Regions from separate parts of the Homo sapiens genome. Here region 2 is linked to region 1. A link is an interaction called in ENCODE POLR2A ChIA-PET data of the cell type or tissue named here. Cell type or tissue: MCF 10A. All regions are shown on one strand. Each heading gives the region's core, and the rest is flanking DNA. Links, peaks and the distances in the headings are about the cores only. Region 1 has its middle 38 kb from the start of MIR222HG. Region 2 has its middle 34 kb from the start of LINC01204.

Region 1 (2,922 bases), core at 217-2,716:
TGTTAAATGTGTTTCTTGTGTTCCTTTATTTAGACAGGGACGGGAGAGGGCTGGTTTGAGGAGGCCCTGCTGTCTGCTTTGGTGTTGAGTTTGAACCTCTGGTCTGAGGATCCCAGGTACTCTGTTCACATCACCATGTGGCACACCCAGCCTGATTTGAGAGGGGGAAGAAGTTTACGGGGTTGGGTGGGGGGTGTACATGACTGCACAGTACCAGAAAGAAGCAGTTCATTCATGTCAGCCCTGCCACTTGTGCATCAGGGCTGTTGTCAGGAGCCTGGTGCTGCTCAGGGGGTGGGAACAGGCTTTGGCCATCGGGAGCAGTTGTCTCTGGCCCCTAGGAGTCCTCACCCAGGGCTTCTGTCTTTCTTGATGGAAGATTTTTGATGCTTTTTTTTTTTTTTGAGACCAGGGTTTTGCCTCGTTCCCCAGGCTGTAGTGCAGTGGTACCATCATATGTCTCACTGTAGCCTCGATCTCCTGGGCTCAAGTGATCCTCCCTTCTTGGCCTTCTGAGTAGCTAGGACCCCAGGCGCATGCCACCATGCCTGACTAAATTTTTTAAAAAGTTTTTTGTAGAGACGGGGAGTCTCAGTTTGTTGCCCTGGCTGGTCTTGAACTCCTAGTCTCAAGCGATCTTCCTGCCTTGGCCTCCCAAAGTGTTGGGATTACAGGCGTGAGCCACCATGCCCGGCCTGATACTTTTTGTTAAAACAGGAACACACTCCCGAGAGGACAAGAGCTTCAACTTCCCTGAACAAGTACCATGTAGAGTCATTTAGTAGCAGCTCCTATGACTAGATTTGGAGAAGATGGGTGATGAAGTATGAGCAAGGAGGGGGCCTTTGGATGAGGAGGGATGAGAAGGGCAGGGCCAGGCCTTGCACACTTCATAGTTAAGGCCTCTCTTTTGCTCAACAGCATGTGAATTTGGGAGACTTTGCTGATTATAGCTTGGGACACAGATTATTGCTTGAACCATGACGTTGCAGTTCAGTTCTGTTCTCTCTCCTTTATTTCTCAGACCCCTGCCAGAATGTGCCTGGGTATGTACCTACCGCAGCCTTTCTTAGGCCAGTATGTGCACTGAAGGCTTGCCCTGGACAAAGCCTCACAGGGTTGCTTCTCCTTGGTTTTTCATCTCCTGTACCTCTAAGATGGTACTCTGTGTCAGTGATAGTGGCATTAGGTACAAATTAATTGAGACGGGGGCAGAAGTAAGAAAAATCATGGCATGCCTTATGGCGTTCAGAAACTAACCTTTACTCTGTGTGTGTGTGTGTGTGTGTGTGTGTGTGTGTGTGTGTGTGTTTTCAATAGATTACAGTTTGTGGAGGAGTATGCAAATCATACAGAAACTATGCAAATATATTTCCTATCTTGTTCATGTTTTCACATACCTCACTAATGCCTCTGGTGAAATGCAAAAGGAGAATGTTCTGAATCATAGATCCCAAAAGCTAAGGAGTCATGAGCTATTGGGAAATTCAGTTATATAGTACTTGTTTTTTAATCTCCATAGCCAAGTTACAGAAATGTTCATCAGATTTCTGTTATAGGGGAAATAGTCTTCAGCATTCCAATTCTTTCCCTTACATTATAATTCTTACAGTGGAAAGTTGAAATCACGAGCTTTAGAACTGTGCAGTTTCCTTTGAGTTTAGCTTTTCTGAACGGAAGGCTGTGTGAATAAGTTTGCCTTGCCACTTTGCTCTTTCAACTTAAGAGTTATTGTTTCTACAAATGTTGTCTCCTTAGAGAAACGTCTACGTTTCAGAGGAACGGATGATGGATTAGTGTTTACAGTAATGAGAGAGTAAAGAGAGGTTTGGTAGAGGGGGAACCGGTGCGGGAACCATTCAAAAAGTAGCCGTAGCTAGTAATGCTTGTATACTCCCTCTACGCATGAATGATTCATTTTGCCGCTTTGTTATAATAGCCACAGTGTTCAGTCTCTAAGGCTGTCTTGTGATATATCCTTCTTTTGCTAAAAGGCTACATATCAGCAGCCTCGTTTGATTTAGAAGCCGATTCAGCATACCACACATACCATTTGAGAAGAATGCCAGGACCCTTCCTGCTATGAAAATGTCATGCATGCTTAAAATGACAAGGTTTGGCTCAAGCAATGGTTTCAAGTGCTTCTTAATTATCCTTTTTGAATCTTCAAAGCAATTTAATTTTAGGGTTTTCATTTTCAGTTAAGATATAAGTCACCCAAATATTTGCTTTATTTTTAAATATCAAAATGCTGACTTGGCGATTTAGAGTATCCAAAATGTAGCATGAAGGTGGTACCTTTTAAACTGTGGCAAAAAACATATCATAAAATTTCCCACCTTAAGCATTTTTAAGTGTACAGTATAGTAGTGTTAATATATTCACAGTGTTGCGCAACAGATCTCTGGAACTTTTTCATCTTGCAAAACCGAAAGTATATTGAACAACTCCCCATTTTCCTCTCCCCTGCAGCCCCTGACAACCACCATTGTACTTTCTGTTAAGAGTTTGAATACTTTAGATACCCCATATAAAGGGAATCATGCAGCAGTTGTCTTTCTGTGTCTGGCTTATTTCATGTAACTTTATGTCCAACAGGTTCATCCATGTTATAGCAGATGACAAGATTTCCTTATTTTTAAGGCCGAATAGTATTCCATTATGTACATATACCACATTTTGTTTACCCATTCATCTGTGAAGGCAGTTTGTCTTTTTGTAAAGAGTGGTCTCACGAAAGCTTTTCTTGGGAGGTAAAACAACCAAACCACAGAGAACATAGAGAAATTAAATCTGAGACATGTACGCTAAGAAATGGAATTTTTGTTTGTGATATTTAATATCAGACTTTCATACTTGCAAAACGTGGAATTTCCTCCACTGAAATTCTAGTACAAGCAATTTAGGTTTGCACTCCTTCAA
Region 2 (2,922 bases), core at 227-2,726, 270 kb after region 1:
GAGGCCTGGGTCCAGCACAACTTTGGTATCATTTAATGATCTTGGTGCCTGGAAGGTAGCCTGAAAAGTCTGCTGCAAATGCTTTATGGGAAAAGAGGGGCACAATTCCAGGAGACAAGTGTCCAAGGATTTGTACATACATAATCAAGACTTAGAGCCAAGAAATCTGATTCCCACATCCCAGCCTCCAACAGGCAAGGGATCTTTCCTTGCAAATGCCTAAAAGTAGAAAAATTGATGTTAGTGTCTAGAAGAAAAATTTATTCGTAGGCAGAAACCAGCTTTGTTGAGAAGATACTTGGATAAGGACACAGAGAGGGAAGGCTGAGTCTCCAAGGCCCAGAGTCCTCAACAGAGAAAGAATCTACTCCATAAAAAAAGAGGACCAAGGATAAGAAGCTAACTGGGCACTGTTCGAAGCACAGTTTGTGTAAGGAGAGAGAGCCAGTGGCTGGAAGCTCAAAGAAGAGACTTAGAGGCGAGATGGTTCTATTGGAAGTATTCACATGAAATGCTGTAAAGAATCAGCTTTTCAACCTGATTTTTCTCTGTGGCCCATAAAATTATACATAAAACCTAGAATACATTTGGCATTATTGAGTTTCTTGCAGATGTTGGTTAAGAGGCCAAGAGTTCATCAAGTTCAGCTCAGAGAAAAAACATACTCAAAGCTCATGAATGAGACCTGCAGCTGGCACTTGAATTTATTTTTCTTTCTTAGAAGATGAGTGTTATCACTGTCAAGAAGGTCTTTTAAAGGTCTTGATGTATGGAGAATATTATGCTGGGGACTGCATGATTGAGTCAGATTCACATTCATTGGGTCCACATGATGCCAGAACAAACATGCAATTGTGTTCTTCTTTGAGAAAATGTTAATCACATCATACCTAACATCACAGAATTGAAAACACATATTTAACTGAATTTTTTACCTTTTCATAAAATCGTAATTTTATGTACTTCTTCGTCAATCACCTTTGTTCTTTATTCCAATTCTTTTTGTTATTTTTAATTTTCGTGGGTACACAGTGTATATATTTAACTGTATATACTTATGGGGTACATGAGGTATTTTGATACAGGCAGGAAATGCATAATAATCATATCAATGGAAATGGGGTATCCATCCCCTCAAGCATTTATCCTTTGTGCTACAAATAATCCAATTATACTTTTAGCTATTTTAAATGTACAATTAAATTATAATTGACTATAATGACCCTGTTGTGCTATCAAATAGTAGGTCTTACTCATTCTTTCTATTTTTTTTGGTACTCATGAACTATCCCCACTTCCCCCTCATTCCCCCCACCCAACTACCTTCCCCACCTCTAGTAACCATCCTTCTACTCTCTATGTCCATATCCTTATTCTCTATGCCTTTCTAACTATTTTTTTACCCATTAACCATCCCCACCTACCCTTTACCCTGACCCAACTACTCTTCCCAGCCTCTGGTAACCATCCTTATATTCTCTATCTCCATGAGTTCAATTGTTTTGATTTTTAGATCCCACAAATAAGTGAGAACATGTGATGTTTGTGTTTCTGTGCCTGGCTTATTTCACGTGCATGATGAACCCTCAGTTCCATTCATGTTGTTGCAAATGACAGGATCTCATTTTATTTATGGCTGGATAGTACTCCATTGATTATAGATATGACATTTCCTTTATCCATTCACCTGTTGATGGACACTTAGGTTGCTTCCAAATCTTGGCTATTGTGAACAGAGCTGCAACAAACATGGGAGTGCAGATATCTCTTCAATATACAGATTTCCTTTCTTTTGGGTATATACCCAGCAATGGGATTTCTGGATCATATGGTAGCTCTATTTCTACTTTTTGAGAAACCTGCAAACTCTTCTCCATACTGGTTGTACTAATTTATATTCCCACCAACAGTGTATGAGGGTTCCCTTTTCTCCACATTCTTTCTCACCAGCATTTGTTATTGCCTGTCTTTTGAATATAAGCCATTTTAACTGAGGCGAGATGATATCTCATTGTAGTTTTGATTTGCATTTCTCTGATGATCAGTGATGTTGAGCACGTTTTCATATGCCTGTTTGTCATTTGTGTGTCTTCCTTTGAGAAATGTCTATTCAAATCTTTTGCCCATTATTCAATTGAATTATTAGACTTTTTCCTGTAGAGCTGTTTGGACTCCTTATATTATTCTGGTTACTAATTCCTTGTCAGATGAGTAGTTGGCAAATATTTTCTCCCATTGTGTCAGTTTTCTCTTCATTTTGCTGATTGTTTCCTTTGCTATGCAGAAGCTTTTAAACTTGATGTGATCCTATTTGTCCATTTTTGTTTTGGTTGTCTGTGCTTGTCTGGTATTACTCAAGACATATTTTATCAGACTAATATCCTGGAGATTTTCCATAGTGTTTTCTTGCAGGAGTTTCACAATTTGAGGCGCCCAATTTATGTTCTTGGCATCTTTGTAAAAAATGAGTTCACTGTAGGTGTGTGGATTTTTTTTCTGGGATCTCTGTTCTGTTCCATATGTCTATGTGTCTGTTTTTATGTCAGTACCATGTTGTTTTGCTTGCTATAGCTCTGTAGTATAATTTGAAGTCAGGTAATGTGATTCTTCCAGTTTTGTTCTTTTTGCTCAAATAGCTTTGGCTATTGTGGGTATTTTGTAGTTCCATATACATTTTAGGATTTTTTTTTCTATTTCTGTGAAGAATGACATTGTTATTTTGATAGGGATTGCATTGAATCTGTAGATTGCTTTGGGTAGTATGGACATTTTAACAATATTGATTCTTCCAATCTATGAACATGGAATAATCTTTCCATTTTCTTGTGTCTTCTTCAATTTCTTTCATCAGTGTTTTATAGGTTTAATTATAGATACTTTCACTTCTTTGGTTAATTCCTAGGTATTTAATTTTATTTGTGG

Evidence for each region. ChIA-PET counts read pairs that join two places held together with the same protein. Peaks named below come from ENCODE experiments on the same cell type or tissue, not always from the same donor. Only the 100,000 strongest peaks of a DNase experiment are listed, where the experiment ranks them.
Region 2: POLR2A ChIA-PET joins it to region 1 with 5 read pairs; 2 of 35 experiments call an interaction of 5 or more read pairs at or near these places.

Annotation. Positions count from the first base shown.
Region 1 is chrX:45,807,268-45,810,189 of GRCh38, reverse strand. No RefSeq gene overlaps it. Among named protein-coding and RNA genes, the nearest start is that of MIR222HG, 38 kb to the right of the region's middle. In MCF 10A, for the core only: no CTCF peak of the experiment used is centred there; DNase peaks (open chromatin) are centred at 1,429 and 2,409.
Region 2 is chrX:45,537,555-45,540,476 of GRCh38, reverse strand. No RefSeq gene overlaps it. Among named protein-coding and RNA genes, the nearest start is that of LINC01204, 34 kb to the right of the region's middle. In MCF 10A, for the core only: no CTCF peak of the experiment used is centred there; no DNase peak of the experiment used is centred there.